Linked DNA regions of Homo sapiens: all the other regions are linked to region 2. Evidence: chromatin contacts called from ENCODE Hi-C or POLR2A ChIA-PET data. All regions are on one chromosome and are shown on one strand. The core of a region is the stretch at or near the end of the contact, and the rest is flanking DNA. Distances in the headings are between cores, read along the strand shown. Region 1 holds the start of CACNB3 (calcium voltage-gated channel auxiliary subunit beta 3). Region 2 holds the start of FKBP11 (FKBP prolyl isomerase 11). Region 3 overlaps KMT2D (lysine methyltransferase 2D).

Evidence for each region. Hi-C counts contacts between places; a loop is a spot of excess contacts on that map. ChIA-PET counts read pairs that join two places held with the same protein, here RNA polymerase II (POLR2A). Pooled maps may share reads with other maps.
Region 1: a loop to region 2 is called in a pooled map, with 3 times the contacts of the local background. The contact joins the promoter of CACNB3 here to the promoter of FKBP11 in region 2. A Hi-C loop is called at or near these places in 2 of 37 single-sample maps with no recorded cell type and 8 of 50 pooled maps. POLR2A ChIA-PET finds 5 or more read pairs at or near these places in 6 of 52 experiments (H1, HEK293, OCI-LY7 and 3 more).
Region 3: a pooled map shows a loop between it and region 2 (5-fold over the local background). The contact joins the enhancer-like site here to the promoter of FKBP11 in region 2. A Hi-C loop is called at or near these places in 1 of 37 single-sample maps with no recorded cell type and 8 of 50 pooled maps. POLR2A ChIA-PET finds 5 or more read pairs at or near these places in 7 of 52 experiments (AG04450, GM12878, H1 and 4 more).

The regions. Positions count from the first base shown.
Region 1 is chr12:48,817,040-48,819,828 of GRCh38, reverse strand. It overlaps CACNB3 (calcium voltage-gated channel auxiliary subunit beta 3), which reads right to left and starts at 1,333. Exons shown (of 13, transcript NM_000725.4): 1 at 855-1,333. The coding sequence starts at 899. RefSeq lists a silencer at 1,066-1,535.
Region 2 is chr12:48,924,098-48,926,929 of GRCh38, reverse strand. FKBP11 (FKBP prolyl isomerase 11) reads left to right here and starts at 1,438. Exons shown (of 6, transcript NM_016594.3): 1 at 1,438-1,630; 2 at 1,819-1,884; 3 at 2,282-2,369; 4 at 2,674-2,707. The coding sequence starts at 1,502. RefSeq lists enhancers at 1,073-1,172, 2,433-2,492.
Region 3 is chr12:49,042,713-49,045,651 of GRCh38, reverse strand. It overlaps KMT2D (lysine methyltransferase 2D), which reads left to right. Exons shown (of 55, transcript NM_003482.4): 20 at 687-908; 21 at 1,130-1,249; 22 at 1,348-1,452; 23 at 1,654-1,784; 24 at 1,870-2,017; 25 at 2,224-2,289; 26 at 2,466-2,576; 27 at 2,774-2,911. Among named protein-coding and RNA genes, the nearest start is that of KMT2D, 17 kb to the left of the region's middle. Within about 2 kb of position 1,689, at least 2 of the 41 ENCODE cell types and tissues checked have a DNase peak (open chromatin) inside an H3K27ac peak, as active enhancers do.

The DNA.
Region 1 (2,789 bases), core at 84-2,583, 110 kb after region 2:
TGAGCTGATTTGTCTCAGTGGGTCAGGAGATAAAAGCAAAGAGGAGAATTAAATATTTATCGGTTGCCTGTTTCTCTGAGCAAAGCGCTTCCTCTCCATCCCCAGGCCCTCAGCTCCTCTGGCCTCACCTCCAGGCCCTCCATGCTGGGCAAGAGCTCAGGATGCCCGCTGCAGAGGAAGCCTCAGCAGGGGGCTGTGGAATAGATGGGGCTCAGTCACCTGGCCTACCCATGTGCTGGGCGCCCAGGTTTCAGCCTGGGAGAGAAACTGGGCTAGAGAAAGGGTGAGGAGATGAGGCAATGCGCAGAGATGGAGGGGGTGGAAGGGAATAATGGAGCTCCTCAAGTTTTAGGATCCGTCTGTCTGAAGAGGTTGGCCCCTGGCTCCCTGATGTCCTCTCAGCTCCCTGATGTGTCGTTTGCTTGAGGCACAAGAGGTCTAGAATGTCTGCCTCCCCAACCACCTCGGCGGCTCTCCTAGCTGTTGTGTTCAGACCCCAGAAATCCAGAATTTGGAACTCCAGACATGGCGTGTTCCCTCTCCAGAGCCTCTGTGCCCTCGGCCTCCAGCCCTGCCTTCTCCCACCCCTCTTTCCTGGGCCGTGGAGCCACCTGCTTGAGCCCTTCCCCTATACTGCCCCCTCTCTGCACACACCCGATGCCCCAGGGTCTGAGTCTGGGTCGCTGGGGAACGCTTGGCATGAAAATCCATCTCCCCACGTTCTTAGAGCGCCCCCCTACAAACCCTGCCCTGCCACTGAGGCGTTTTTCAAAGTCCTGAACCGGGGAAAGGGTTGAAGGGAGAGGAGGTGTCACCCCAACTTCCCCGCCCCCACCCTCATCGTGGGCACTCACCGCCTCCGAGTCCTCAAACCCGGGCACGTAGGAGTCGTCATACATGGGGGAGTCCGGGTCGGGGGAGCGAGCGGCGCCGGGGGCGGGAGCGGCCCGGAGGCAGGGGCAAGGACTGCGGGCCGCGCCCGGGAGATGCCACCGAGCCCCGCAGCCCTGCGGGCGGCGGCAGGGAGCGAGAGAGCGCGAAGGAGGGAGCGAGCCGCGAAGACCAGCTGCTCGGAGCTCAGATCACCGCTCCCCCCACCCCACCCCCCCAAACCCAGCCGGTCCCACCCCGAGCGCGGCTGAGGAATCTGGCGCCGGCTCCTACAACAATAGTGCCCGCCCACCTGACCCCCTCCCCGGGAGAAGGCGGGGGCGGCGAGGGGGCGGCGGCCACCGGGGAGCCCGGGCCAGGCCGGGAGAGGGGAACGAACCCGTGCTAGGTGGAAGGTGGGTCCCCGAGCACCTACGGGGCCGTGGCGGCGGGGAGGAAGGGGAGGAGAGGCTGCGGGCAGGGCGGATCCAGGCAGGGAGGAGGCGGGGCGAGGAGAGATGCGGAGACAGAGACGCTCGGCAACCCAGGAACTACTCCGCCGGGAAACAAAGGGCTGCGGCGGGGGAGGGAGGGGGCGCTGAGACCGCGAGGGAGACGCGACCCGGGCGGAGACTGGAGAGGGCGCAGGTGTCGAGGAAACCGGAGAGAGAGAGGCAGAGGGAGGACGGAGAGGACAGGAAAATGGGGAGACCGTGGGAGACAGAAGAGGCGCGGGAACGAGCGGCAGACGGGGGAGGGGTCCCAGGCGACAGCAGGGCGGGTCTGGGCCCGTGCGTCCCGGAGGCTCCGAAAGCAAACCCCGCAGTGGTCCCGGGGAGGAATGGGCTTGGTGCCCCCAGGCTAATGACAGGACGGCAGCTCCTGCCCCAACAGGTGCCCGGCCCCCTCAGTACGGGGACGCTGCGGCAAAGGCGGTGTTGCCCAACCCTTGAGAAGGGGGGAACTTTCCGTGAGCTGGGTAGGCCTCCCCACACCTGTTGCACGGATAGATTTTGTCTTAGTCCTGCCAGGATGGGGGTTCCCTTCCCCACTTCCCTGCCAAGGATTGTGCCAGACAGTGCCAAGGCATCCGTGGGAACTGGGGCAGAAAGGGGCTGTTTTAGGTGAGCCTAAAGGGAAGGGGAAAGAAGCCAGAGGGTGGAGGTAGGGGGATAGTTGTGGGTGGGATCCTGGCTACACTCGGGTTGGGAGAGGAAAGGGCCAGTCTCCTCGGAGTCACTAGGGTAAGGCCAGATTCTCCCCTTAGCAGAAGGGCTTGTACCACTCTGCACCACTCAGTCTCCTTTACAGGAGCATTGAGATTTGGGGTAAGAGAGCCGCAGCCCTTATCTTGAGGAAACTTTCCCCAAAGATCCACCCATTTGAGCTCTTTCCTTTTTTCATCTCCTGAGCAAAATTCCTTCTTTGATTTTTGACTGCCTACCTTTGTGCCCCACGAGGAGGATGTGCGTAGACAGGGGTTACACTTGGAGGCCTCCTGGTGCCCATGCTCTTGGCCCTGAGCTCAGTCCTTTTCCTTCCCAATTTCTCACACCCGGGAGTTCAGCAATCTGCTCATCCCTCCTTGGCTTGAGGAGAATCAGAAATCCAAAACTCTGACATGGCTTAGTAAGATCTATGGTAGAAAGCACTGTGCATGGGAGAGAGAAAGCCCACCCAAACCAAGTGGCTTCCCACCTGGGTCACTTATCGGTGTTATCTTGGCAAGACAAAGAAGAGCTGCATCTTCAGACTGACATCTTTAGTCTGTCTACTGTGGGTGGCCCAGAGCAGCCCTGCCCAGCACCTTCCTCATGCTGGGTTTGACAAACAACTTTGTTGCAGCCCCTGTGGCTGAAGGGACTGTCTCCTCTCCTGAGTCCAGCACCAACTGGGGTTTGGTCATATACTGGATTCTT
Region 2 (2,832 bases), core at 189-2,688:
GCTGAGAGAAAAGAATCGCTTGAACCCGGGAGGTGGAGGTTGCAGTGAGCCAAGATCGTGCCATTGCACTCCAGCCTGGGCGACAAGAGTGAAACTCCGTCTCAACAAACAACAACAACAAAAACTTTTAAAAAGTGGGCTGGGCGTGGTGGCTCATACCTGTAATCCCAGCACTTTGGAAGGCCGAGGTGGGTGGATCACTTGAGGTTGGGAATTCGAGACCAGCCTGACAGACATGGAGAAACCCTGTCTTTACTAAAAATTCAAAATCAGCTGGGCATGGTGGCGCATGCCTGTAGTCCCAGCTACTCGGGAGCAGAGGTTGCGGTGAGCCAAGATCGCGCCATTGCACTCCAGCCTGGGCAACAGGAGCAAAACTCCTCCCCCTCAAAAAAAAAAAAAAAAAAAGAAATCTGGTGGCTCACGCCTGTAATCCTAGCACTTTGAGAGACCGAGGCAGGCGGATCACCTGACATCAGGAGTTTGAGACCAGCCTGGCCAACATGGTGAAACCCCTTATCTACTAAAAATACAAAAATTAGCCGGGCGTGGTGGCGGGTGTAATCCCAGCTACTTGGGAGGCTGAGGCAGGAGAATCGCTTGAACCTGGGAGGCGGAGGTTGCAGTGAGTGGAGATGGCACCACTGCACTCCAGCCTGGGCCACAGAGCGAGACTCCATCTCAAAAAAAAAAAAAAAAAAAAAAGTGAAGTCTTTACATAAATGGATTACGTGTGCTGCCCTTTGAGAAGTTTGTTGATGAAAGGAGAAAGGAAATAGTAGCACCAGAGGAAAAGATCAGGGATTTACCCTGTTCTTACAGGATAACAGCTCCTTGCTCTTTTCAGCTAGCTTTTCAAAGGACAGGGATAGGACAGCCCCCTGCCTTATTTCGGATACTTGGATCTATAACCTCCAGAAATTCAAGCTGAAGTAGCTGGAGGTCGGAGAGGAATGAGAACTGCCTGGGTGGGGTCTGCCAGCCAGACACTGCCAGGATAGCCACAAGGAGACGACTTGGAAGAACAGACAGCAACCACGTTGGACTCAGGCAGTCCTGGGTTTGAATCCTGTCTCTGTCACCACCTAGCCTGATGACCTTGGGCACATCCTGAGCACCCTGTGCCTTATCTGTAAAATGGAAACAATCATGCCGACCTTTCAGGGTGGTTTTGAGGATTAGAGACTAGCTCCTGACACACAGTAGGTAATCGTAAATGGGTGCTATTGTTTGGCCCGACCCACGTTATAGGACAGAACGTCTAACGGATGCGTCAGAACCTGCGCCCTCCGGATCTTGGAGGGTACAGAGGGCGCCCCTCGGCCTCCTCCCTTTCGGAGGTGGGGACAAGGTGGAGGAAGGGCTGCAGGAGGAGGAGCTCTAGCATCGCGACCCGCCCCGTCCCGTCCAGTCTGGCCTGGGCGCCGCGGGAACGCTGTCCTGGCTGCCGCCACCCGAACAGCCTGTCCTGGTGCCCCGGCTCCCTGCCCCGCGCCCAGTCATGACCCTGCGCCCCTCACTCCTCCCGCTCCATCTGCTGCTGCTGCTGCTGCTCAGTGCGGCGGTGTGCCGGGCTGAGGCTGGGCTCGAAACCGAAAGTCCCGTCCGGACCCTCCAAGTGGAGACCCTGGTGAGGAGATAGTCCCGACCCTCAGCCCCCGTGGGCCGAGCCTTGTTGGGTGGTAATACTGGGGTCTCAGCGAACCTGGGAGCCGGGAGGAGAGGAAGTGCGGGAACTGAGTTGGGGGTGGTGCCGGGTCTAGGGGCGAGAACGGGATCTTTGGAAGAGCATCCGTGACCCCTGTAGTCCGATCGTAGGTGGAGCCCCCAGAACCATGTGCCGAGCCCGCTGCTTTTGGAGACACGCTTCACATACACTACACGGTGAGGGGTCTGGGGGGCCGGGGCGGGGCCTGGGAGGGGGCGGCGCCCTGCTGAAACACGTCAGCTTTGGCTTGGACACGTGGCAAGCGGTTCGGGAGAAGAAACTCGGGGCTCTGGGGTCGTCGAGCACGTGGCGAGGGGAGAGACGTTGCTCTTCCGTGCCTCTTTTCCCTCCTTGCTTTTCTGCCAGTTCCTACCTGGCACGGAGAAGTGCAGGGTGGAGAGATCTCCGAGAAGCGCCAGCCTTCTGGGGCTTCCTGTTCCTTACAGCGGTAAGGGGAACGCTAGGCTGCCGCACTAAGGGGGCTGCCGCCGCCCAGCGGTCCAGGTGTGTGTTGCGCGCCTGCTGGGAGGGAGAGGGTGCTAGATGTATGCTCTTGATGCTCTCTCCCCCCAGGGAAGCTTGGTAGATGGACGTATTATTGACACCTCCCTGACCAGAGACCCTCTGGTTATAGAACTTGGCCAAAAGCAGGTGATTCCAGGTATGTGACCTGTGCCTCCCATTCCACCTCTTCCCAACCTAAGCCCTTTCTTAGCCTCTTCGGCTCCAAAGCTGCCCTGGAAATCCCCCCTGAAATGAGTAAGACCCTAGGGCTCTACGAGTTACCTCCTGAGGTTCAAACCTCACTTCTAGTACTCCACTTGTCCCATATCCTATTGGAAGCCAGAGATTTAAGAAGTGAGGGAAAGGTCAATTGAGGATGGAGGAGGAAGACTTTGATCTTCATGTCATGGGATTTGGGGAAGGTGGATAGCTTCCAGTTCAGTTGTGTCTTCTTCTTCAAGGTCTGGAGCAGAGTCTTCTCGACATGTGTGTGGGGTGAGTATCTCGGCAGGGGTGGGCCTGGGTACCCCCTTTGCATGGGTAGAGGCTTTCTCGGCCATCCTCACTCCTTAAGCAGGAGAATGTGGAATAAAGGACCCTGCTTCCCACTGGACAGGTCC
Region 3 (2,939 bases), core at 440-2,939, 120 kb before region 2:
TTTTTTTTGAGATGGAGTCTTGCTCTGTTGCCCAGGCTGGAGTGCAGTGGCACAAGCTTGGCACATTGCAAGCTTTGCCTCCCGGGTTCACGCCATTCTCCTGCCTCAGCCTCCTGAGTAGCTGGGACTACAGGTGCCCGCCACCACGCCCGGCTAATTTTTTGTATTTTTTAGTAGAGATGGGGTTTCACCGTGTTAGCCAGGATGGTCTCGATCTCCGGACCTCGTGATCTGCCAGCCTCGGCCTCCCAAAGGGCTGGGATTACAAGCATGAGCACCGCGCCCGGCTGAGAACATAACTCTTTTTCCTAAGTGAAAGGGGCCAGGGACATCTCCATCGTGATATGGCACTGCTGCTGGCATCTAGGACACTGTGTGCTGGCATTCAGCAAGTAGGGGCCCTCATAGCCCCAGACAGCAAGAGAATCTATTTAGTGAACCTAGGGTTAATCATGAGCAAAGGCAGGCTTCTGAGTTACAGTTCCTCTCTGAATCTCCCTGGGTCACTGACAGAGAACTCGGGCCTCAGCCAGTGCCCCTTGGTGGCCTGTTCTCCTCAGCATTTAGACCCTAAGCTGGACTTTTGTCACTGCCTTTGTCTCAGCTAAGGACATAGGTTGAAACTTGCAGTTCTGGTTTCCCTGGGGCTTCCATCCAGGGATCACATACTCTTTCCTCTTATGCAGAGCCCCAGTACTTTCGCTTCGAAGGTGTGTGGCTGACAGAAACTGGCATGGCCTTGCTGCGTAACCTGACCATGTCACCACTGCACAAGCGGCGCCAACGGCGAGGACGGCTTGGCCTCCCAGGCGAGGCAGGATTGGAGGGTTCTGAGCCCTCAGATGCCCTTGGCCCTGATGACAAGAAGGATGGGGACCTGGACACCGATGAGCTGCTCAAGGGTGAAGGTTAGCTTGGGGAATCTTAGGGAGCGGCAGAGTAGGGGGAGCGTGACTCTGGGAGTGGGATGTTGGGTGGGGGCTACATTGCCACTCAGTTACCCTTAAGCACTGCTGTCTCGTCTAAGTGGCTCTGAGGCAAGGTATTCAGCTCTCTCAGTGGCAGGATGACAAGGTTAAAAGGGCCTATAGTTCTGATTTGCCTCCATCTCTTCTGTCACCATACGCAGGTGGTGTGGAGCACATGGAGTGCGAAATTAAACTGGAGGGCCCCGTCAGCCCTGATGTGGAGCCTGGCAAAGAGGAGACCGAGGAAAGCAAAAAACGCAAGCGTAAACCATATCGGCCTGGTGAGGTCCTGGGATGGGGTTGTGGGGTGGTGGGGTGGTGCGGGGCAGCTCAATAGGTCCCCCAGCGGCTTCTCATCCACAACTCTGCCTCCTCATAGGCATTGGTGGTTTCATGGTGCGACAGCGGAAATCCCACACACGCACGAAAAAGGGGCCTGCTGCACAGGCGGAGGTGTTGAGTGGGGATGGGCAGCCCGACGAGGGTGAGACGGGTGAGGGCACCAGTGGGGCCTGGGAGAAGGTGGGGCAATGCTAGAGAGACCCAGGGGGTGGACTCATTGAAAGGGCCAAGAGGGTGGTAGACCCAGCTGGTGTTGTGGGAGAGAGTAGGCACAAAGTGTCACCCTGCAAGTTGGGAGCAGCATGCTCTCAACCCGAGTCTGACACTTCCGTTCTGTCCACAGTGATACCTGCTGACCTGCCTGCAGAGGGCGCCGTGGAGCAGAGCTTAGCTGAAGGGGATGAGAAGAAGAAGCAACAGCGGCGAGGGCGCAAGAAGAGCAAACTGGAGGACATGTTCCCTGCTTACTTGCAGGTGGGTCTCAGGCTCCAAGCAGTGAGGGAGGTGTCTGTGCCCTGCAGGGCATGAAGAAAACTGTTTCTCCTTGACTGCCCCACAGGAAGCCTTCTTTGGGAAGGAGCTGCTGGACCTGAGCCGTAAGGCCCTTTTTGCAGTTGGGGTGGGCCGGCCAAGCTTTGGACTAGGGACCCCAAAAGCCAAGGGAGATGGAGGCTCAGAAAGGAAGGAACTCCCCACATCGCAGAAAGGTTAGTTATGTGGGAGTGAGTGGTGTGAGAGAATCCAACTTTCTTCTGGCTTAGGAGCTGGCAAGTTATTTGATGGGAAATGGACTGGCCTCCAGGAGTCAAGGGTGGGGTCAAGGGTCCTGGCCTGTAGGGCTGTGGGACTGGAGACCTGTTCTGGGCATCAGATGTAGGACATCTCTGATTGGAGGGGGGACTCTTGCTCATAGGAGATGATGGTCCAGATATTGCAGATGAAGAATCCCGTGGCCTCGAGGGCAAAGCCGATACACCAGGTGAGGGCTGCCGGGGTTACTGTGTCCTGTCTTGGCCTTGCTTGCCTCTGTCCCTCTGCTGTGCCCCTGAGCATTGTCAGTGTTGGAGGCTGGAAACTGTCCCATGGCCCTCTGTGGTTCAGAGTGGCCATGACCCATCCTGGCCTTGACCCATGGGTTTCTCCTGGCATTTACAGGACCTGAGGATGGGGGCGTGAAGGCATCCCCAGTGCCCAGTGACCCTGAGAAGCCAGGCACCCCAGGTGAAGGGATGCTTAGCTCTGACTTAGACAGGATTTCCACAGAAGGTGAGGCTGTGACCCGTACCTCTTTGTGTATAAGGGTTTTCTATGGGAGAAGGAGGAGGTCCTATCTTTGGGACTGTGATCTGTACAGCTTCTCTGGTGGGGAGTCCTGGACTGTTCCTGGCCATGATCATTTGTAGACCTGTGGTGTCACCTGAACTTCCCAGTCTTCCTCAACAGTGTCCTTCATTCCCCCACAGAACTGCCCAAGATGGAATCCAAGGACCTGCAGCAGCTCTTCAAGGATGTTCTGGGCTCTGAACGAGAACAGCATCTGGGTTGTGGAACCCCTGGCCTAGAAGGCAGCCGTACGCCACTGCAGAGGCCCTTTCTTCAAGGTAATACAGGTGGGAGTGGTCTGAAGAC